Linked DNA regions of Mus musculus: regions 1 and 2 are each linked to region 3. Evidence: chromatin loops called from intact Hi-C (ENCODE). Cell type or tissue: heart. All regions are shown on one strand.

Region 1 (8,000 bases), 78 kb before region 3:
CAACCCCACTTGCTCTGGTCGGCCCTGCTCACTTGGGTCAACTCTGTTCGCTCAGTCACTGCTTGCTCCAGCCCAAAGATTTATTTATTATTATACATAAGTACACTGTAGCTGACTTCAGATGTGCCAGAAGAGGGCATTAGAGCTCATTACAGGTGGCTGTGAGCCACCATGTGGTTCCTGGGATTTGAACTCAGGACCTTCGGAAGAGCAGTCAGTGCTCTTACCCATTGAGCCATCTCATTTTACTTTCTGTAGAACTTTGTATCTCACTAAAAGTGGTTACAAGTACCTGGTAATAGCTGATCTTTTTGAGACACGATCAGTGTTTTTAACCAGAATTTATATGGTGCTTATATAATTATAAGTACCAATTTCTATGGTGGTGCATATCTTTATCTCAGTACTCAAGAGGCTGAAGTGGGTGGATTGCTGAATTCAGAGGTCAGTCTGCTCTACATAGTGAGTTCCAGGACAGTCAGGGCTATATAGTAAGAACCTATTTCAGAAGGGCAACAACAGGAAGAACAAACAAATTTTAAAAATCCAGAAGATACATACGCTCACACACACACACACACACACACACACACACAGTGTAAGTGCCATATCTGTCTTAGTTACTGTTCTATTGCTGTGAAGAGCACCATGACCATTATCATGGTGGGGAACACGGTAATCGGCAGGCAGGCATGGCTGTAGAGCAGCAGCTGAGAGATGACAGAGAGGGTGGAGGGAGGGAGGGAGGGAGGGAGGGAGGGAGGGAGGGAGGGAGGGAGGGAGGAGAGAAAGGAACAACGGGGGAGGAGAAAAATGAGTCCTTCGACCTGCTTATTGAGATGTTTTAAAAAATATTTTACTTTTATTGAGACTTTACTAGAATCTCAGATTTAGTGGGTCTTTTGGCTTTTGTTTTGTTATAAATACTGTTGCTGTATCTTGCCAGCTTTGGGAATTCCAGAAAAGAGAGTAATAGTAATAGTGGCCTAATGATAGATATATTATTTACTGAATAGGGAATCTTTTTTTGAAAATTTGGTGTGAATGGTTTTTTCACAGTTATATCATTGAGAGGTTTCCTTTGTGTGCATTCATTTGGAAAGATAAAGAGCAATTAATTTTTATTTTTTTTTAGAGATTATATTATTGCTGTTTAAGCAAATGTCTATGTATAATTAGAAAGCTAAGTAGGTCCTCCATTGTTGGTGGGATTGCAAGCTGGTACAACCACTCTGGAAGTCAGTTTGGCGGATCCTCAGAAAATTGCACATAGTACTAACTGAGGACACAGCTAAACCATTCATGGGCATATATCCAGAAGATGCTCCAACATGCAATAAGGACGCGTCCTCCACTATGTTCACAGCAGCCTTATTTATAATAGCCTGAAGCCGGAAAGAACCCAGATGTCCCTCAACAGAGGAATAGATACAGAAATTGTGGTACATTTACACAATGGAGTACTACTCAGCTATTAAAAAGAATGAATTTATGAAATTCTTAGGCAAATGGATGGATCTGGAGGATATCATCCTGAGTGAGGTAACCCAGTCACAAAAGAACACACATGGTATGCACTCACTGATAGGTGGATATTAGCCCAGAAGCTTGGAATATACAAGATACAATTCACAGACCACATGAAGTTCAAGAAGAAGGAATACCAAAGTGTGGATACTTCAATCCTTAGAAGGAGGACCAAAATACCCATGGGAGGAGTTATAGAGACAAAGTGTGGAGCAGAGACTGCCCCACCTGGGGATCCATCCCATATACAGTCACCAAACCCAGTCACTATTATGAATGCCAAAAAGAGCTTGCTGTCAGGAGCTTGATATAGCTGTCTTCTGAGAGGCTCTGCCAGTGCCTTACAAATACAGGGGTGGACTTAAGTGCGATTTTCATTTTTGAGATACCATTGAAAACATTTAAATCAGTTTGTGTATATATATTTTTAACCTCCTATCTATCTTTCCATTACTTTAAAATCTGGTAGCATTTTTAAGTAGTTTTTATTATGTAAAGTAAAGCAATATAAAACAAGATCCTAACTTCACTTAAAACTGATACATCACTGTAGAAAATGTCTTTTACATAGGAATACAAGGATGAGACCATTAAACGCAGAGGAAGTAATATGGACAAGAAGGAAGATGGACACTCAGGTGAGTTTTAATTATGAACATGTTCTGACCACTTTATGGATGATTTTCTTACTTCATAATTCTGTCTTGGGTTTGGTGATATGCAGAAATTTAGGATTGCTTTAAAAAAAAACCAAAAACAAAAAACACTTCCTGGAGATTGGTAATCAGGAAAGGTTACGTCAAAATAGTTGGGTTGGTTATTAGCTTATCAGAAATTTTGGGGGAAAATGTTTCTTGTTGGGAGAAAAAAATTCTGTAAAGAACAGTTTAAAGAAAAATTAATGTTCTGCTTTAGAACTCTATTTTAATTATAATGCAGTGTGCTTCGTTAAAAGGAAGGAAAGCCAGAAAGATAAATTAGAACCAATTCTGAAGTCAAAGAGACCTTTGATTTTAGGAGTCATGAGGTTTATACTTGCATTTCTGATCCAGGTTGAAGCACAGAAAGGCTGTGCTTCAAGAGATGAGTGTGTAAAGAGCTGGTAGTAACTGCCCTGTGTCAGTCAGCCTGGGGAGCAGAGAAGTGCAGAAGACATTCTCAGAGGGTAGAACTGAGTGCAACTGTTTGCTTTTTCTAATGGTAGGAAGACATTTGGATATAGGGGTAAGAATCGTTGGTAAGCTTATGGGAGAAAATGAGAACTCAAGAAAAACTATTAACGGGCTGGAGAGATGGCTCAGAGGTTAAGAGCACTGACTGCTCTTCCAAAGGTCCCGAGTTCAATTCCTAGCAACCACATGGTGGCTCACAACCATCTGTAATAAGATCTGACGCCCTCTTCTGGTGTGTCTGAAGACAGCTACAGTGTACTTACATATAATAAATAAATAAATAAATCTTTAAAAAAAAAAGAAAAACTATTAACATTCTTAAGGTGGAAGGACTACATAAACAAGTGGGTGGAGGGGGAGAGGTAGGAAAGTTGGCTTTTGTTGATAATGCATCCAATTGTGATTGCAAGTTCTCTGCAAATTAAAATTAGTTTGATTTTAGGCCAATAGTACTGTATTGTAGAATGTGGGAGGGCTAAGCAGTGGTAAGGAAATTGACAGTTAATATTTGGAAATACAGATTTATCAACTACCTATTAGAGAGNATATNAAAATATAAAGTCTCCTCCCCTCTCCCCTCCCCTTCCTTTCTCTGTGTGTGTCTGTGTTTGATCAGAAGTAAATTCAGCCTCTAGGTTGGCCAATGCATATTAGAAAAAGATGTTTTTGTTGGGTCATAAAAAACTGAAAGTACTTTTTTTTTAATATTTATTTATTTATTTATTATATGTAAGTACACTGTAGCTGTCTTCAGATACTCTAGAAGAGGGAGTCAGATCTCATTACGGATGGTTGTGAGCCACCATGTGGTTGCTGGGATTTGAACTCCAGACCTTCGGAAGAGCAGTCGGGTACTCTTACCCACTGAGCCATCTCACCAGCCTCTGAAAGTACTTTCTAATGGAAAACTACTAGGTTAGGAGAAATGTGGAAACAATTCTCTGGGGCTTGAGAGGAGTGAAGTTAGTAAAGCTCACGGCTGGTTATGGAGAATCTAACCTTTCACTCAGATGTTGCTATTTTAAGACACCTTGATAATGCTCTGTGCTTCTTTGAAATAGAGTCATCCACGTGTGGTGAAGAACCCAGTATTTCAGGAACTCCGGAGAAGAGTAGCTGTACTCTGTCGCAGCTGTCTAGCGTCTGCCCTAAGAGGTAAAGTGCTGCAGTTTAACTGCATGACATGCTTGCTCACACTCTTCCTCTGCTTTCAGTTACTGTAAATACATTCCTAACTGCAGTTGCTAAATCACAATGACAGTTCTCGTTTGTAAAGATGATAGGTAACAGTGCTCTATAAAAAAGGCATTTATTCCTAAGTCATGCTGCCAGTCTTCCCCTGTTTTTCATTTCAAAATTGAAAGTAGGGCTGGAGAGATGGGTCAGCAGTTAAGAACGCTGACTGATCTTCTCAGCAACCACATGGTGGCTCAAAGCCATCTGTAATGGAATCTGATGCCCTCTTCTGGTGCGTCTGAACACAGCTACAGTGTACTCATATAAATGAAATAAATCTTTAAAAAAAAGTGAAAGTAGTAATAATCTATAAAATACATGACTTACTAATTTTTAATAACTACTGCTAATTTCTCCTTATTTTTTTGACCTATTTTTTTAAATTGTTGAGACAGTAAGAGTTCATTACCTTCTTCTTTTTTCTTTATTTTTTTAGAAAGCAAATTCTTTTTTTCTTTTTTTTTTAAGATTTATTTATTTATTATATGTAAGTACACTGTAGCTGTCTTCAGACACTCCAGAAGAGGGAGTCAGATCTCATTACGGATGGTTGTGAGCCACCATGTGGTTGCTGGGACTTGAACTCAGGAACTTCGGAAGAGCAGTTGGATGCTCTTAACCACTGAGCCATTTCTCCAGCCCTTTTCATTTTATTGTTTTATATGTATGTTTGCTTGTATGCATGTCTTCTGTGTGCCACATGTGTGCCTGGTGCTCAGGAAGCCAGAAGAGGGCATTGGGTCTCTTGGAACTGAAGTTACAGATCATTGTGAGCTGCTATGTGGGTATGGGGAATTGAACTCAGGTCCTCTGGAAGAGGACCCATGCTGGTAATCCCTGAGCCATCTCTAGCCCAGTTTCCTTTGTTTTTGTTTTTGTTTGTTTGTTTGTTTGTTTAATGTTGGTTTTGTTTTGTTTTATTGAGACAGGTTTTTTCTAAGTAGCTCTAGCTGTTCTGGAACTCACTATGTAGACCAGGCTGGCCTTGAACTCAGAGATCTGCTGCCTGCCTCTGCTTCCCAAGTGTTGAAATTAAAGGTGTATGCCATTACTGGCCCCAGCTTCCTTCTTGTGTAAATGCTGAATCTTAAAACTGAACTAATTATACGCCTATGCAATATAGCACTATTAGATAGAATAGATCAGATAAAAGGAAATGGGTTATGTAACAAGGAAAATTTAGACACAGCAGCCAGTTGCATCTATTATAGCCAATACAGCTATGCTTACTCTTCAAATAGTAATAGTTTTAGGACTTTTGAATACTGTCACATTTGTGCTATACAGTGGGTTATATTTTTATTCCTATTTTCCAAGTGAGGAAACAGACATAGTTTGGTGATTTGCCTAAAGTCATATCAAGTTCCTAGTAGAATGACGATTTGAATCTTAGTAGTCTAATTCCAAAGTCCATTGTTCTTAAACACTTACTACCTAGATTTTATGAAATAATCATATTCTCCCTTTTTTGACAAGATTCTTTTTTTTTTCCTATTACCCAATTTTCAAAGGTTCTGTTAAGTTTTTTCTTTAATTTCTTTTATTGAAATCATTGGTAGGCTTTATAAATACAGTTTTTGTCAGACCATCTTCATCCTGCATACCCTGTCCATCTTCCTCTCCTTCCTCTCTCTGCTCTCCTCACCACCTTACTCTAATCTCTTTTCTTTCAGTATCCCTTTGCTGTGACATTATATGTGTGGAGAATTTTTGAGTATATATGGCAATATGTATCTTTGTGCAATCTTAAGGTCCACAAAGTAAGAGAACATTTATTTAGTCTGGCTTAATATGGTCTTCTTACTGTTTGTGGTCTGTCGCACTTTCCTGTTCGTCCCTCGGTCTTCTGGTGTAGTTTTTGTTTTCCTACAACCTTACGTGGCCTAATCTTTTGCGTGTGTACAGGCCTTTCACATTATCTTCGGTAGGTTGGCTTAGTAGTCATTAATTGCCTTGCTTTATGTTCATCATGAGAAGGTCTTCAATTAGGAAGAATAGCTTTCCTGGATATAATAATCTGAGCTCGAAGTTATTGGCTCTCAGAACTTGAAAGTACCCTGTTTCCTGCCTTCTTGGCTTTTAGAGGATTTGCTCATGAGTTTGTCATTCTGACGGATCTCCTTTTATCTGTGACTCGTAGTTCTCTCTTGCAGCTTTTATTATTCCTGGCTCTCTGTGCTCAGTAATTTAACTGCAGCATGCCATGGAGGTGTTCCTTTCTCTTGTGTGGTATTCTAAATGTCTTCTCTGTATGGGGTTGGCATTTCTGTTAGGATTTTATTTTCTGTGCCTTCAAAATGAATTTCTTTTGTCTTTTTTCATACTGTGTAGATAATGGTCTTTTCATGGTGTATCATAGACGATGTGTGTTCATTCTTACTATTTTTTCCATTCATTTTCTGACTGTTCTGATTTGTCTATTTTGTTCTAAAGCCCTTGTACTCTGTCTTCACAAGATCTGTTGGAGGGGCTTTCCAGCAAGCTTTTGGTTGGATTTATTGACGTTTTTATTTGGGTTGAGTTTTTTTCAGTATTTTTATGCATTGAATCGTTCTTTCATGCTCTGTATTGACTTGATTTCAGTCTACTCTTTATATTCTCTTTGAGCTTATTTGGAAGCTTTTTCACATTGTCTTTTAACTTCATTGAATGTTTTTGTTTCACTGATTTTGTTTTGTTTTGTTTTTTATTTATTATTTTATTTACAGTCCAGCCATTGTCCCCCCTTCTTTTTCCCCCCTCCCACAGTTCCTCATCCCATTCTTCCTTCCCCCTGCCTCCTTCCCTGCCAGGCCTCTTCTCTCCCTGGGGCCTCTCAGAACGGGGCGTGGGGGGGGTGTTAGTGGGGTAGAGGGTGGGGGGAGCTTAGACCAGGCCATGGTATGCTTCCTGGTTAGTGGCTAGTGGCTCAGTGTCTAGGAGCTCCCAGGGGTCCTGGTTAGTTGAGATTGCTGGTCTTCCTATGGGGATGCCATCCTCTTCAGCTTCTCCCGTCCTTCCCCTAATCAACCCTGACTTCAGACCCATGGCTAGGTGTAAGTATCTATTGGTTGGGTGTGTATACAATGTACACCATAGCATCAGTAATAGTGTGCCTCCATGAGATGGATCCCTAGTTGGCCCGTCATTGGACTGCCTTTCCCTCAGTCTCTTCTCCATTTTTGTCCCAGTAGTTCTTTTAGACAGGAACACTTCTGGGTCAGAAATGTTGACTGTGGGACGGCAACCCCACCATTCCACTTGAGGTACTGTCTATCTACTGGAGGTGGACTCTTTGAGTTCCCTCTCCCCACTGTTGGGCATTTCATCTAAGGACCCTGATACTTTCTAGAGGGTCCCCCCACTTCACTGAATGCTTTTGATAGTCATTCTTTTGCATCTTTTGTCTTAGAGTTCATTCTAACTCCCTTGCATTGGGACCCATTGCTATGGAGTTGATAGTTTTGAAGATATCTTTCTTTGATTGTTTGCATTTCGGCATAGGATTTATGCAAGGTCATTGGCTTGATCATACTGTTTCAGTTGAAGTATTTGCAGTGGTCAAGTAGGTCAAGTGGACAGTTGGATTAAGCTGTGGTCTTTGTTTGTTTGTTTGTTTGTTTGTGCCATTCCTTCCCACCAAGCTTTTGCTGAGGGAGCAGCTACTGTCTCCAGCATTACTCTTAGGCTAGAATATGAACTATAGATGCACTCTCAACTGATGGATAGGCTTACAGTGAAAAATACAGTAATATCAATAAAAAATAACCCCTTTTAACTCCAATAATTTTGCAGAATAGGATGCATTGTATACTAAGATATTAGTCACTTAGAGTTGGAATGAAAAGTAATCTTCTGAGTGAGACTGGTGATTAACACAGAAGAGTGAACAATGAAGGAATTGGAGATGGGGTAGCTTCAATTAAAGCAGGAATGAAAACAGAAAGGGCTGAAGAAACACACATAGTTCAAGCAATCCCAGTGTCAGGCTGACAGGACGTTTCACCAGCCTTGGGCTGACTGTGCCCCTGGGAGCCTTTCTCTTCATCGTGGCTGCTCCTGCTGCTCTGGACACTACTTCTCTTT
Region 2 (8,000 bases), 120 kb before region 3:
GTGGATATTAACCCAGAAACTTAGAATACCCAAGATACAATTTTCAAAACACATGAAACTCAAGAAGAAGGAAGATCGAAGTTTGGATACTTTGCCCCTTCTTAGAACTGGGAACAAAATACCCATGGAAGGAGTTACAGAGATAAAGTTTGGAGCTAAGATGGAAGGAAGGGCCATCCAGAGACTGCCCCACCCGGGGATCCATCCCATAATCAGCCACCAAACCCAGACACTATTGCATATGGCAGCAAGATTTTGCTGAAAGGACCCTGGTATAGCTGTCTCTTGTGAGGCTATGCCAGTTTCTGGCAAATACAGAAGTGGATGCTCACAGTCATCTATTGGATGGAACACAGGGCCCCCAATGGAGGAGCTAGAGAAAGTACTCAAGGAGCTGAAGGGGTCTGTAACCCTATAGGAGGAACAACAATATGAACAAACCAGTACACCCTGAGCTCGTCTCTAGCTGCATATGTAGCAGAAGATGGCCTAGTCGGCCATCAATGGAAGGAGAGGCCCTTGGTCTTGCAAGGAATGCCAGGGCCAGAAAGCAAGAGTGGATGGGTTGGAGAGCAGGGCAGGGGGAGGGTATAGGGGACTTTCAGGGTAGCATTTGAAATGTAAATGAAGAAAATAGCTAATAAAAAATTGTTTAATAAAAAAAATTCCAAACCTACCATCTACATTTTTCCTTCCTTCCTTATTTCCTTCCTTTCTCCTTCCTTCCTTCCTTCCTTCCTTCCTTCCTTCCTTCCTTAATGCTCTTGTAATGGTTCATCATCTCAACTTGATTGGGCAAAGAAACACCTAAGAGCACACCTCTGGTTATTTCTTGTGACAACGTTTCCAAAAATGTCTAGATCATGAGCTCTGACCTAATGAATGCACTAATCCGTTTTGGAAACTTTGGTGTGGTAGGGTTGGGTGGAGGGGAGTCTGGCTAGAGGAAAGAGACTTCTGGGAGGACGGTCACTGATGAAGAGGGGATATCTGGCAATTCTATCTTGCCCTAGTCCTTCCTGTTTCTGCTTTACCTTCTAGTCACCATGATGTGAACCCTACCCACTATGGTGGGCTGAACCCTCTCAAACCATGAGCCACAGAAATCTGGTTACAGGGACCCCACAGATGACTTACTGAGTGCCCACAACTTACAAAGGGAGAGCAGCATTTGGCTGATTAGTAAGTGTAGGCTTGGGGGGGGGGGGGGTTAGGGGGTGGGCCCGTACAAAGTAAAACTGTCAACATGACCCCTCCATGGTATAGTTAAGGGAAATGGTTTTGTTTTATTGAAGATAGGTGGGGTACAGAGAGGAGGGGAGAGCAAGGAGGGAGAGGGAGAAAGAGAGGGAGGAGGGAGATAGAGAGGGAGAGGGAGGAGGGAGAGGGTAGAGTTAGAGGGAGGAGGGAAAAGGCGATGGAGGGAGAGGGACGAGGGAGAAGGAGATAAAAGGAAAGGGAGAGGGAGAGGGAGAGGGAGAGGGAGAGGGAGAGGGAGAAACAGCCAGAAGATCTGGATGAATCCAGAGCAGAGAGAGAAAGAAGTAACCTGAACATGGCCAGCTGAATAGACATGGCCAAGGTTATCTGCAAGAGAGAGAAGAGCACAGTGAGATAGCATGGACTTGGAAATATGTAATAGGTACTTCAGGGACTGAGGGAGGCCTGAGGCTAGCCTGGACCTTGGGATGCTGAGGAGTAGTATCACACGTGTATGTAGATTGAAGAGCCATAGCTCCTTTTGCCAGAGGTAAGGGAAATGACTCCTCTGACAGACAGGAACTGCCTCCACAAGTTCCTGAGGAAGGAAGGCTGGCTTTTAACTAAACACCAGAACTCCTCCTATAGCCATGGAGGAGCTCACGTCTGGATCTTTGGACTGCCCTTTGGAGTTTGGGACTTGGGGTTTCCTTTGGACCTGACAGAAAAAGAAAATGCTTTCTGCCTGGGAAAAAGGCCTCCAAAACATTCACAGTAAATATAAATGCACAGATAGTCCTGGTTGTTGACAAGGTGGATTTGCTATGGCAGAGGACACTAGGCACTGAGAGAACACAGACCAGAACATTTACTCAGAAGAAAAAAAGGCATCAAAGGAGACATCAGACAGGTTTTCTGAACTTAGGCATTGCCAGGGGTCAGCCTATTAATGTTTAGTCATGCATGGGTTAATAGAAGTTACACTCAGAAGTTGAAGTTCAACTGTGGACTGAATGCTACCTTTGAGTTATATGGCCCGTGATACTTATGCCATCCCACATGATTCCTGAAGCTCTTTAAGGCAGCCAACATGGTAATAAAAGCATCTTTGTTCTTCAAGGTTTCAAGAACGAGGTTATCATGGTTTAGTGCTAGCCTCCTCCAGTCGGTGTGGCTCAAGTCATTAGTATCCAACCAGGGCCAAGCATTTGATACAACCCAATGTAATAAATCAACCACAAGTGATAGTGACTTAAGAGGTAAAAGGGCTGGCTCCGATTTGAGATAACTTTTGAGGTCGAGCCTCCTGTGAACTTCAGGATATCATTCTCCCTCCTCTTTCTCTTGAACCAGGTTTGTTTTCTTACATTAATCTTTTAAGGGTCTGGCATAAGTGGAACCGAGCCACACGTCTTTATTTCAAGCTGTGGACGGGATCAGTCAGCATTGCATCTCCACGTGGGGTGTCTGCTTTGTTTTGCTTCGAGACATGATTACTTGTAGCCTAGGCTAGAATGGAACTCACCAAACTGCAGAGGACCTTAAACTTCAGATCCTCCGGTCTCTACCTCCAAAGTGCTAGAATGACTAGTTGAAGCAATCTGAGTAAGGAGGATCAGACCAAGGCTTCAAGCAAACTAGGCAAGCACCGGACCGTGGCACGACACCGGATCTGCGGTCGCTAAAACAACTACACAAAATGACTTTAGCACTTAGTGCCCGACCCACACTGACTGTCAGCAGCCAGCCTAGAAGAGCACCAATCCCTTCCCTACCCAGAGCCCCGCCCCAAAGCCGCTCCTCACCGGCTTCGCTGTAGGCCATGCGCAGCACCCTGCCTAGCGTGGAGAAGGCGCAGCGCTGCCGGCACAGCTCTTCGCCCTGAACAGCGAACGCCTCCACCTTGCAGCCGGCAGCCACGAACAGCGCGTCGCTCCCGCCGCAGCAGACCTGCTCCGGCTCCCACTGGCAGGGGACTACCTGCTGCGACCCAAACGGGTGCAGGTTGTACAGACGCACCATCCCGGCGCCCGGACCGCTGGGCGGCTTCCGCAAGCTTAGAGAGCTGCTCCGGATCACGTGAGCGCTGCGACCACACCCCGGGCACCGCTCCTTAAAGAGGCCGCGCGCTAAGTGAAGTGCTACCCTAAGTGGATGCAGAGACCTCGGTTCCTCTTTGGAGATGTTAACTTTGCTGCTTCTGGACAGATTAGTATGTGAAACCTTCAGCGTGTTTAACACTCGATCATCTGCCCGTCTGTGCCTTGGTCGACTTGCCTTAGACTTTGAACTTTTTTTTTTTTTTTTCCATTTTTTATTAGGTATTTAGCTCATTTACATTTCCAATGCTATACCAAAAGTCCCCCTTACCCACCCACCCCCACTCCCCTACCCACCCACTCCCCCCCTTTGGCCCTGGCGTTCCCCTGTACCGGGGCACACAAAGTCTGCTTCTAAAGGATGAAACTGCAAAACCTGATGTTAAACTCCCAACGTAGGGTTAAACACACCACAAATACTGTGGATCCTACAATGGTTTTATTGAAAAGGGCAAATCCTCGAAGATGCTTAGCAAAAAATAAAAATAAAAAAATAATGCATTGGATGAGAAGATCTATGAAAACATTTTGCAGGCATTTGGCAAAAGTTTCCTCTAAGCCTTAGATAATAGGGGAGGAGAGAGATCCCCGGATGGTCAATATACAGTTCCTAAGTATTTCCTATATTGAAGAAACTTGCCGTCGGAATTTTTCTATTTTGGGAGATTTAATAAACCAGATCTATAATGTTTTTTTAACAATTCTAGAAAATATATGTGTTTGCATGCACATATGTACGTATTGGTTGACTGGAGGATGCTCTTCTTTTTACACTGAAAAGAGCAAACTTCAATTCTCATGCTGATGGTTACCTTGAGTCCTTTGCTCTGAGAATTTATAATGTGGGAGCAATTGGACTGAAGTTGAACTGCTGCCATTTCGAATACCTTCCAGATGACGAGGAATCATGTACTTCATCCTCTACTAGGAACACTCTGGGAGACGGGTTCATTAAACTCAGTGAGCAAAGAATACATGGAATAGTCCAGAGATCTGGGCTACAGAAATCAGGAAAACAAGCAGATTGCTACTCATGTGACATCCATAAACATCCCCTTTCCCTCTTATGAGTATCTGATTTAAGTGTCTGTCTCTTTTGATTAATTTTTCCTCTTCAGGATATTAATTGAATGTAATTTGACTTTTGTGAGATTCATTAAGTCCTAGAATGGCACTACCTTCTCTAGAGATAGCTTCTTCTCCCTTGATATAGTCCCTGTACCTGGCTGACCTAAGAAATTTTGGGAAGAGATTTTTATCTTTATTAACTGTTTTTCTCACTTCTGTGACCATCAGCTTATGAGAAAGCTAGGCTGATTCCATGACAGACTTCAAATTGGCAGCTAAGGAGAATAGGCCTAAATCTCTGTCTCTAAGAACTGGACAATTCCAGGCAAGTCCAGGCCTTAGAAGCCGCCCTGCCACCTGGCCTGAGGCAAGGACACTGGGTCAGCAGCACTTTCCAGACTTCTTCAGCAACAGTTTTCAGACCTCCCCAGCAAGTTTCCAGCCCCCACACCCCAGTAATGGAATGTCTATAGAGATGGACCCAACCTCCATGTCAATCTTGACAGGGTCACCTACCCCAGAATTCCCTAATGTGCTTTAAATCAGGCTTGCAAACTGACTTGGTGGTCTCTGTTCTGGTAATGAGAGACCCCACATTTGAGTCTGGGGTATCATTCTTTGGCAAATCATGGATCCTTATACTTCAGAGAGGAACGGTTTGGTCTAGATCAGTATTTAGGAGGTAGGGTCCATCATGGAGGAAACTGCTTCTACCTGGGCTGATCAGAAAAAAAGAGAAAATGGCCTTCTCAATACTGTTTTGTATCCCTTCAGTCCAAGACCTCACAGCATTGTAGGGCAGAGCCCACATTCAAGCTGTGTCTTCCCTCTTGCATTAAACCCTTCTGAAAATGTGCCCACAGACACATTCAGAAGTGTGTTATATAGTTAATTCTGAATACAGTAAAGTTGATAAAATTAATCATTGCATGAAGATAGCTTCGAGTGAGTGTATGCCTAGTTTCCTTGTTTGTGAGGATCTGTGAGTAGAAACCACTCACTTGTCTCCTGTTACAAAAGCAGGGACCAGGGTGGCATACCATCATGTCCCATTTGTTCTTTAGGACTATCATGACAAATAAAACGCACTGCTTGGTTTCAGCAACAGAGTCCTCCTCCTTCTATTCCTCTTCCTCCTCCACTTCTTCAGTTCTGGAGGCTGGAAGTCCAATGTCAATACATGAGAAGGCCTGCTTTCTTGAGCCCTCTTTCCATGGCTTACAGATGGCTACCTTCTCACTGTCTTCACTGGTCTGTTTCATTCTTGATGTCTCTTCCTCCTCTTCTAAAGATGCCAGCTCTACTAAGATCTGCCCATATGATTTCTCTTAAACTCGGCTATCTTGTAAATGTGCTGTCTGAACATTAGTCACATTCTGAGGTACTGGGATTTAGGACTTTGTCTTGGTTAGGATTTCCATTGCTGTAAAAGAGACACCATGACTACTACATCCACTCCAGTAGTGACTTGCTTGACAGGTTTAGAAACCTGGAAGCAGTCCCGAGGCAAAAAGTTCATGGACACTTGGCCTCCTGGAAACATGGCATCCCAAATATCCAATGCTCCAAACTTGTCCTTGCAAATGGATCTGTGTGCTTTCTTTCAGTATTGTTTTACTATAGGTGCCTCCAAGCAATGATTTGCCAAATACCTAAGCAAAATTGAACTTTGCTTCCTGGCCTTCACCAATGCCCTAGGTAGTCCTTGAGCAGACCCTAGGCTTGGAATTCAGTAAGAATGTTACCTATTCAGTAACATTCAGAATTGCCTCTAGTATTGTAAGAGAGATAGTGAAAGAAATCAGGCATTACTATCTACTACATAAGAGTTAGAAATCTCAGGGCAAGCTTAGCAAAGTAAGTTTAGAATTCTTATTATAGTTATGTATGGCAGACTACATTACTTAGTAGAAAGTCCCCCACACTATCACTTAGAATAAAAGCCAAGTCACTCCCTTATACAGGAATTTACAATGGTTTAGGAAGAAGATCGGGCTGTGGTTTAAGGAGGAACTAGAGTATTGCATTATTCATGAGAAGGTTAACTAGAGCAGAACTCCCTAATTAGAACCATGGCTTGGGCATGAAAGCCCTTGCCCCGGGATTGTAAAGACCTCACACCTGGCTTCTAAGACTATGGCTGACCTTAGATAGAGCTGACTTTGTCTCAGTTGTTTTATTGCCCAGTTCCTGTCAGTCTTTGTGTTTGCATTCCTCTGCTTTGTGTAAGAGTCATGAAGCATCTGGCAACCTCATTGTACCTTGCCAATGTGTCACCTAACTTCCCTATTCTCTTCTGTATAAAACGTTTGATGCTCGATTTGAGAAATTACATTCAGATACAGTACTCTCCCTTGTGGCCGTATTTATTTGTCATTTCTCGCCAACTCTTTTGCCACCTGTCCAGGACCCTGATTTCTCCTGCGGATTGAGTGAGGCCGACTGAGGCCGGTCTGCGGCAGGATGGCGCCTGTCCGTGGCACGTGCCCAAGGCAGTTCTTATAAAAGACAACATTTAATTGGGTCTGGTTTACAGTTTCAGATATTCAGTCCATTATCATCAAGGTAGGAACATGGCAGCAACTAAGAAGGCATGGCACAGGAGGAGCTGAGAGTTTGTATAACTTTTTGTTCCAAGGGCAAAGAGGAGAACTGTGTCCCAGGAAATTAGGATGGACAGTCTCAAAGCCCACACCCACAGTGACACACCTATTCCAACAAGGCCCCACCCCTAGTGCTGCCATTCCCTGGGCCAAGCATATACAAATCATCACAGGCTTCAATAGGCAATTTGAATATAGACAGCTTAGTCTATAAGAGAGGTTGCTAAGGATGATATTCTGGTTGGAGAGACTAACCTTAGGGACTTCTTAGCACTGTATCTCCTGGAGAAGCTTAGGTGGATTGCACAGGTATAAATAGTAGTCCCAGATGGTCATTGGTATTAACCTTCTTGTTAGTTTCAATAGGAATGGCCCCCATAGATTCATAGGTTTGAATATTTGGCCATAGGGAGTGGCAATATTAGGTGTGGCCTTGTTGGAGGCAGTGTGTCACTCTGGAGGCAGGCTTTTGGGTCATACATGCACAGGCTATGCCCAGTGGGGCACACAGTTTCCTGCTACCTGCAGATAAAGATATAGAACACTCGGGCCGTTCTCCAGGACTATGTATGCCTGGATGTTACCATACTTCCTGCTATGATGATAACAGACTAAACTTCTAAAACTGTAAGCCAGCTCCCATTAATTGTTTTCCTTTATAAGAGCTGCTGTGGTCATGGTGTCTCTTCACAGCAATAAAACGCTAAGTAAAGGGGCTGTACAAGAAGAATGTCAAAACAGTTTAGAACTCATGAAATTTGGTTAGCACAGTCATGTTAGGTGTGTCTCAGAGAGGCAGAGCCCTGAGGACTTCATTCTGCTGTGAAGTTTCCAGTCATCATGTCCCTCATAATCTATGAGTTATATGAAAACTCTAAGGGAGTGTCCAGCCCCTCACTGGGCAGTGTCATTGGCACTTACAACAATAGTGGCTGATCTTTTCAAAGACTGCTGCTGGAACAGATAAATGATTCAACTACCACCCTCAGACAAAACTTACGGATGTAGATTGTCAGTAAAATTAGGTGAA
Region 3 (8,000 bases):
TCATGTCTTGATAGCATTTCTCAAATGAGTAGCAGGTCTCCCTTACTATGCACATCTTTTCAGCCCTTAAAGCCACACTCACCAGAGTATCTGCATCCATGAACACACATTTGGAATACTGAGTAAGTGACCAGCAGTGGAGTTTAGTCAATGTGATGCCCAACTCAGGTCTCTTCATTAAGGTTAGATGAGCAGAATCACCACTGTCCAAGACATCTACCATGATGACGTCATCAAAGACAGTCTCTAAAACTTTTCTGTAAAAATAAGTTCCAGAAAGCATCACATATACTCTTTTCATAGCACATGATACACTTACTTTAAGAGTATTAAGAGTATTCCCTTACTCTACTTCATAACCTGTCAATCACAAGACAACGGGTGCGCTGACATAGTCTACCCTCTTACATCTGTCTTTATGCACTTCAGAACACACTTTATGTGTTCACGTGCACATGAAGTAAATCCCATAAGTAATGATAACTGCTATGATGTCACCTAACTTAAGAGTGTGTGTGTGTGTGTGTGCACTCATCAGTTAGAGTGCACACACAGGAGAGCATGTGCGTGCTGAAGTCACTGGTCATGCTCAGGAACTATCTGCTTTGGTGGTTTTTGTTTTTGTTTTTTGAGAAATCTTTTCTCAGTGGGACCTGGAACTTACTGACTAGGTCAGGATGGCTGGCTAGTGAACTCCAGTGATCCAACTCTCTCTGCCTCCCTAGTGATGATATTACAGACATGTAGCACCATGATGCAAGATTTTTATATGGGTACTGGGGATTGAATTCAGGTTTCCATGTCTTTAGTGGCATGTTAATGAAACAGACACTGTATCTAGCTAGAGGAAAACTGAACGATACGAACATTTAACTACTGAGAAGCCTTTAACAGAAGAAAGATTGGTGTTGCATTTCATCTCTCAAGTTAGGTAAGTTGGCTAACAAATACATTTTAGTTCACAGAGCAACCTTGGCCTTGACACTGGCGACTGTAGTGAGTCATGGTAGTGGGGTACAAGACCAGATCTGGGTGTTTCACATCCTCACTAATGGATATATCAGAAGAAAGAGTTTGGAGCACCTTTCTCAAGAGCCATGTAGGATCAATGTCATTAATGTGGAAGATACATATATATGTATATGCACATATGTATAGTGCCTTATTTTTTAAAGGCCCTTGGCCTATGTTTACATTTTAAAAAAATATAAGGTATTCTCAATTTCTAAGAAGGCCAGGAGGTAGTAAAAACAAGACAGCACAAAGCTGCTGAAACACCAAAATCTTCTTAAGTTTACTATACAGATATCGCAAACTGAATTTCCAAACTCAAAATGAACCAATGAATCAATAAGCAGCTTACACTTCGCAGCATGTGTCCCCAACAAAATAGCAGTTTCAGAAGCCTAATAAGAAGGACTTTATTCTCTCATACATAAAGATCACTAGGTGACAAATATCAGCTAGAAATGACAATGTTCAATAGCACCTGAAGGTTTCCTTGTTTGCAGGAAACAATACAATCCTAGTTTCATTTGGGGGAAAAGGACTACAGACGAGTGAGGACAGACAGAACTTGGCAGGATCCCCCTCAGAAGACTCAGTAAGGGGGCAGTTCTCTCTCCTGAGATGGAATCAGGAAGATGGAATACAGACGGAACCTCCCTGGAGGAATCCTGGGACATCTCCCCAAAATGGGGAAGGAATGTCAAATTCCATAATCTTTAGCTTGGCATTGATTATCTGTTTTTACTTAGTGCTCCGCTCCCCAGGAAGGTGCAGGCTCCGTGCCACTGGTACAAGGGAGAAGAGTGTTAGTGTTCCAAGGACAAGGAGACAGACAGGCAGGTAATCTTTACCTCATGGAGTCTGAAACCTGTGGGCTGGTGAGTACAACCATCCTCCTAGTAGTCCTGTGCTGTTTCAAAGATGAGCCCAGGACCAGCGCACCTTTGGCATAGGCATCGTTTGTGGTCAGCGTCACAAAAGCCTGATCTTAATACAAAGAAAAAGAAGCATATCTCAGCTGAAAAGAATTTTCCCCAGGTGTTCTCTCAACCAACAGTTCAGCAAAATCATCTCACAGATCAACTTAGTTAATGAGGCAGCGGCCCCTTTTGTGGGAAAGCTCACACAGGTATCTATCTAGGAATAGGCTAAACCTGCAGCTTAGCAGGAATGCCAGGTAACCTCCAAGACGATCACAACAACCACAAAACTCAAACCCCAGTTAGAGTCCATACAAATCCTTAGAGCAAACTGTACCCCGGGAGTGGAGCTTAGGAAACGGGTGGTGATGAGAATATTCCGAAGCACACTTCCTTGCTCTTACAAGGCCTGGTGAGTGGTATTTTCATCCAGGCAAGATCCTCCTTACCCACCACCCCAGAAAGTAACTGAGCATCTGCCAAGACTGAACTTCCCACAGCGGCCTTACCTACTAGAGACCAATCACTGTTGGTGAGTTTAGACGCCGACTCTATCCAACCTCTCTCTTGTTGTCTCCTTCCATCTCTATCTCCTTTCTCTGTCTTTTCTTTATCCTAACCCACATTCTTCCCTGGGGTCCCAATCTGCATGCTTCCGAACCTTCCATACGTTAGGGAAGCGTTCTACCGATAAATTATGTTCCCAGCTTTTATTGTTCTGAGCTAGGGCTTGGCTGCATAGACCAAGCTGACCAGACAACAACCCTGTCTCCAATACCAAGTACTAGTAATTAAAGGTGTAACCCATGGCCAGCTGCCTTTACTTTTCTGGGAAAATGAGCAATATACCACCTTCCCCATTCTCCCCTCCTCCCCTAACAAGAGACATGGACATACATGCCAATTTTCCCAAACCCCCATCCAGAACAGAAGTCAAACATGAATTCTTTCTCCCACTGAAGAGTCCTCATTATATCAGCCTGTAAGATTTTTCAGGCTTTTTGTAAGATTACTCTGGGGACCACCTCTGACGGGGACTTTAACATTAGCAGTTGCTGGGGCTCCAAAGCGCATAGGGATCCTAAGGTTCAAGCTCCACAGCAGTCATTTGGGGTGACTGATGTCCAAGAAGAGAGTTAGGAGATTTTGTCAGTGTTACTCTCAGGTTTCCTCATTTCCCCTTGCTTATTTTCCGGTGTGGATGCTAGAAGCAGTGGGAATTCCACTGAGCAGGGACAGTGTGGTGGGTGGGTTGTCTGGTTATCCAGCGCATTCCCCAGAAGGAAACCTGAAAGCCATTTTAACTCATACTACCGGGCCATCTTTCAGAACAACCCACTACACTACCAAGATGAAGAAAGTTGTGAATTCCCTACCTCCAGTCAATTATACTCTGTAATGACATTTGCCACATCCATCAACCTCGGCTGATACTCGCCTGTGTTATTCTTAGAACATTTCTGAGACAGTAACATTTCAAAACCATTTTGCCCCAAAAGTACTTAAAAATGAGCACAATGTGTTAAATCCAAAGAGACTTCAGGAGGTGGCGGAGAAACGTAGAGGTGGTGTAATAAACGGGTATGTAAAAACTACAGGAAGCTACGCTATGCTTTCTCAGGTTAAATTAACAAAAGGAGGGGCCAGATGTTATAAACACAAGCTAAAACACCAGACTTAGCCTACAAATGGACAGTAAGACAATTGACAGCTGGGTGGTTTAACCTTCAGATGGCCGTTCAGTTGCTGTCATAACCCAGGCTACAGCTTCAAGCTTTCAGAAGGGCCAGTTACCTCTAGTGCCCAGTCCTGGGGTTTATTCGCCTAGGGCCTGACACTTTGCAACAAGTGGCACTGAGGCCCGCCCGGGGCGCTAGCCGGCTCCCATGTAGCAGCACCCGGCTGCTGAGGCCTAAAAATAGGATCAGTGCAGCGGCCAGAGCAGGGCCGCAACCCGGTGTTTCCGTAGGGCGCCTGCTGCTCCCCATGGCAGGAGCACCTCCGGGCTCCGTGCGACCCCGGTGCGTCCGGCGCCCGCCCCACCCCGCCTGGCCTTCCCCGGATGCGGGAGACGGAAGCCACCGCTCTGCAGCGCGGCTCGGTTAGCAGCCGGAGCCGCTCTCCACGGTTCGCGAGCTACCCGGAGCTTCCCGGGCTTAGGGGCGGCGACGTCGCGGGACCCGGTTACGCGGGGCGTACCTGTCATAGTGTGGCCGGGTGGGTCGGAGGAGCCGGGCGCCGGTAGGTGACCGCGGCCAGCAGGGAGGGCGGGAGTCCGCAGCCCGCCGCTCTTATAGCGGCCGTCACGTGGCCGCGCAGGCTCAAGCCCAGGCCGCATCCTCCCCGGTGCGCACTGCGGGCGGGGCGACCCTGGGGACCCGCAGGCTGCTGTGCCCAGGGGACACCTGTTGGGGACTGCGCCGCGGGCGTTCCTTCCAGGGCCTGGGAAAGAAAGGGGGCAGAGCTGTGTGGCCTGTGGCAGGAAAAGGAAGGGTAATAAACTTTCAATTAACAGAGACCTCTCGAAAGCCACGCCAGTTACAGTATTCATTTAAACTTTTTAAACTGAAGAGAACGGTTTTGCCAAATATTTAGAATCTTACCACTGGTTTTAATCAGGTAGTTAAGACCCTTTTACCAAGTCAAGGGCATAGGAATCCCATAATGCCATATACTTGTAGGTAGGAGAAACTCAGGCTCAGAAAGTTAAGTTACTTTGCTATGATAATAAGCCTTAAGAGGAGAGGTTTGTTTCAGATCAACACACTCCCATAGAAAGCCCCAGTGCCTTTAGCATACTGGTTCTGGATAAAGGGTAGTAAGTTCCCGTAATTCTGCTTAGGTAATTCAGTTGTTTCGGTTCATCTATTTCACAAATCTTGAAGGCCAATTTGTCATTTCAGGGGGGAAGTTGAGAAATACTTTTCTAATGTAGCCTGCACCTTGCAAACACAATTCTCCCTCCCACCCACTCGGCCCAAGCACAGCAATGGTGGATCGGCGCTCTGTAAATCTTTTCTCAATAATGAACGGTGACAATATCAACTCAAAGCAGGAAACAGATACTGAAGAATAGGGAAAGACAGCACTGCAATCCTCAATATAGTCCTCAACTTACAGTCGTTGCTGAACTTCCAATTTCCAACTTCATATTAGTTCAAAAGCATTATCCATCATCAGAAACCACTTTGAATTTTGATATTTCATTGGTTAGTGATATGCAATATGGTATTCTTCCATGATGCCGAACACCTGCCCCAGTCCCCAGGCAGCAGTGAGAGCATTAAGGTAAACACATAAATGCTACTCTTTTGCTAGGCTATGGCACTGGGTACTAGATGTGGCAGAAGATTCTATATATTCACAGAGGGTCTATAAAGATACAGTCCCACACCCATCATCCTAGGCCATATCTACACCATTGCTCCTTGGCCTGTGGGCTTAGACCTCCTCCACTAGACTCAACCAGTACAAGTTAAAAAGTCAATTTTTGTTCTTTAGTCCAGGTCTCCTAGAGGCATCATTTGAAAACTACACTCTATTTTTAACTGATATTGTATTAACTTTATACATTTTTGCAGTATTGTCAGTTGGGCTTACAATGTGTAGTGATCAGGTCGGAGGAGCCAGCATAGAATAAGATGTTTTTCTTTTCTTTTTTAATCTGCAATGTTAGGGCTCAAACACAGAGTCTTGTACACATCAGGCTTGTGCTGTCCTCCTGCCCTGAGAAACTAAGGTGATTATTTTCATTGTTGTTTGGTACAAGGTTTAGTTGTGAAGGCAAAGCTGCCCTCCTATTTCTGGCCTAAAATGAGTCTCCTCCCTGAGTTTTCTGAGTGAGAATACAGGGATACACATAGAATCGGAATCTTTTTCTTTCTTTCTTTTTTTTTTTTTTCCAAGACAGGGTTTCTCTGTGTAGCCCTGGCTGTCCTGGACCTCACTTTGTAGACCAAGATGACCTTGAACTCAGAAATCCGCTGCCTCTGCCTCCCAAGCGCTAGGATCTTAAGGTCAGAGCTTTTGAAGTGTTACCCTTCACGAAGCTCTTTTGAGTCCTTCCTAGTCTTTCCATACCCACTGTGGCTTGAAGGCCAATGGACCATGTTAGGAAGACCTTCTAGTACTTGGCATATATGTCATTTTTAAGAAACAAAACTGCAGGGCAAAGGGAAAACACGATTTTCCACTTACTCAAACCTTGTGTGCTTACAAGAATTGCTCTCTTTAGGAGGTGTAAAGGCTATACTTAAACTGTACTTAAATGGAGGAAGGAGATAGAGTAGTAGGTGCTTCAATGGTGAGTGGCTCTTTTCCAGGATAATAGATGGGTCATGTAAACAAACAAACAAAAGACAAAACAAAAGAAAAAACAGAAAAAAACCCATGTACTGGCTGATTTTGTGTGTCAACCTGACACAGGCTGGAGTTATCACAGAGAAAGGAGTTTCAGTTGGGAGCCTCCACGAGATCCAGCTGTGGGGCATTTTCTCAATTAGTGATCAAGGGGGAAGGGCCCCTTGTGGGTTGTGCTGGTAGTCTTGGGTTCCAAGAGAGCAGGGAGGGAGGGAGGGAGAGAGGGAGAAGAAGGAGGGAGGGAGAGAGGGAGGAAGAGAGAGAGAGAGAGAGAGAGAGAAGAGAGAGAGAGAGAGAGAGAGAGAGAGAGAGAGAGAGAGAGAGAGAGAGAGAGAGAGAGAGTTAGAGTTTACAGCCTTTACTGATGAGAAAGACAGAAAATGAAAGGGATGCTGGAAAGGAGAGAGGCCCTTCATTCTGAGATCTTGTTTGTAGAAACTTCAGTATAGCTGATAAAACCAAATTAGGTTACCAGATAATGCATAAAGTTTTAGGACATTCTAAATATGGATATGAACGGCAACAGCAACAATGTATTTACTTGGGACAATGTATTTGCAACTTTGTATTTTACTATTTTACTATTTCAGCACTCCAGTCTCATCTAAATAACCTCCCCCTTTCATAAAGCCACTTTCTGGGCCAGTGAGATGGTTCAGTGGATAAAGGCACTTATTGCCAAGGAAACAACCTGAGTTCAATGCCCAGGAACCACAAAGCAGGAGAGGATGCTCCTGCAAGTTGTTTTCTCCACAATCATAATTAACAGCAAGCTCCCACTCCTACCCTTTCACAATAGACTAAAGAAATATAACTTAAAAATGAAGGCACAGAAAAAAGAAATTTATGAGTATATTTATAAAAGAAAATTCTTTTACATAAATAAATAAGCTTGTATTTTTTCAATTAATTTCTAAAATGAACTTAAATTTTAAGTTTTGTTTAATCTTCAAGTCTTGGAAATTAGTTCAGAAAGCCTCAGGGTTATGGATATAGCCATTGTAAAGACAATAAAGTGCCAGTCTCACTTAAGTGCAGAGGAGTTTTAATCCAGCAACAGGGCTACTCTAGCAAGGAGTTACATCCAAATATATGACACAGCTGGACTGCAGAGATGCCACACACTTTTAATCCCTCTGCCTGGAATATACACCATTGACACACCTTTAGTATACATCTTTAATCCCAAAAATAACATCCAGTTGAGGGGCAGACAAAGTGACAAATCAGAGAAAGATCTGACAGAATGAGTCAAAGATAGAATATGACCGAATATGACTTTCAGGAAAATAAACAGGTAAGAGAAGTTACTTAAAGAGCAGGGAGGGAGACAGACTTCAGTTCAGAGCAGTTGAGTTCAGAGCAGTTTAGTTGGTGTGGTTCAAGGCAGTCTTTCCAAGCAGATCAATTCAGTCAGCTGAGAAAAGCCCATTTGACTCAGTCAGCTTGGAGAGGAGTTTGAGCCAGAACAGCTGAGTTGAACCAGCCAGCCAGAGCTCAGAAAGAGCTAGAAAGAGTGAATTTATTCAGCAGTGAGTCTTAACGGCTGAAACATTTTAGGCCTATGTAGCAGACAAAGACTGGAAGCTGAAGTCTTCAAGGTCCAGGCTGACAGAAGATTAGATTGCATGGAGGCTAGAAGCTTCCTGCCTAGGCCTAGGGATAGTTAGAAAAAATGCTCCGGGCTCAGACCAAGCCATGTATTCATAAATC

The links. Peaks named below come from ENCODE experiments on the same cell type or tissue, not always from the same donor. Only the 100,000 strongest peaks of a DNase experiment are listed, where the experiment ranks them.
Region 1: a loop joins it to region 3, with 2.1 times the contacts of the local background. A loop is called at or near these places in 4 of 42 quality-filtered maps.
Region 2: a loop joins it to region 3, with 1.8 times the contacts of the local background. A loop is called at or near these places in 2 of 42 quality-filtered maps.

What each region holds. Positions count from the first base shown.
Region 1 is chr3:20,072,731-20,080,730 of GRCm38, forward strand. It overlaps Hltf (helicase-like transcription factor), which reads left to right. Exons shown (of 25, transcript NM_009210.3): 9 at 2,099-2,165; 10 at 3,761-3,854. Among named protein-coding and RNA genes, the nearest start is that of Hltf, 19 kb to the left of the region's middle. In heart, a CTCF peak has its summit at 4,164 (motif pointing left); no DNase peak of the experiment used is centred here; H3K4me3 peaks cover 333 bases; H3K27ac peaks cover 1,795 bases.
Region 2 is chr3:20,032,044-20,040,043 of GRCm38, forward strand. Hps3 (HPS3, biogenesis of lysosomal organelles complex 2 subunit 1) reads right to left here and starts at 3,267. Exons shown (of 17, transcript NM_080634.4): 1 at 3,006-3,267. The coding sequence starts at 3,222. In heart, a CTCF peak has its summit at 3,200; DNase peaks (open chromatin) are centred at 3,018 and 3,218; H3K4me3 peaks cover 2,025 bases; H3K27ac peaks cover 1,011 bases.
Region 3 is chr3:20,150,871-20,158,870 of GRCm38, forward strand. It overlaps Gyg (glycogenin), which reads right to left and starts at 4,246. Exons shown (of 7, transcript NM_013755.4): 1 at 4,128-4,246; 2 at 1,860-1,995; 3 at 83-257. The coding sequence starts at 4,134. In heart, CTCF peaks have their summits at 3,784 and 4,347; a DNase peak (open chromatin) is centred at 4,201; H3K4me3 peaks cover 4,716 bases; H3K27ac peaks cover 4,688 bases.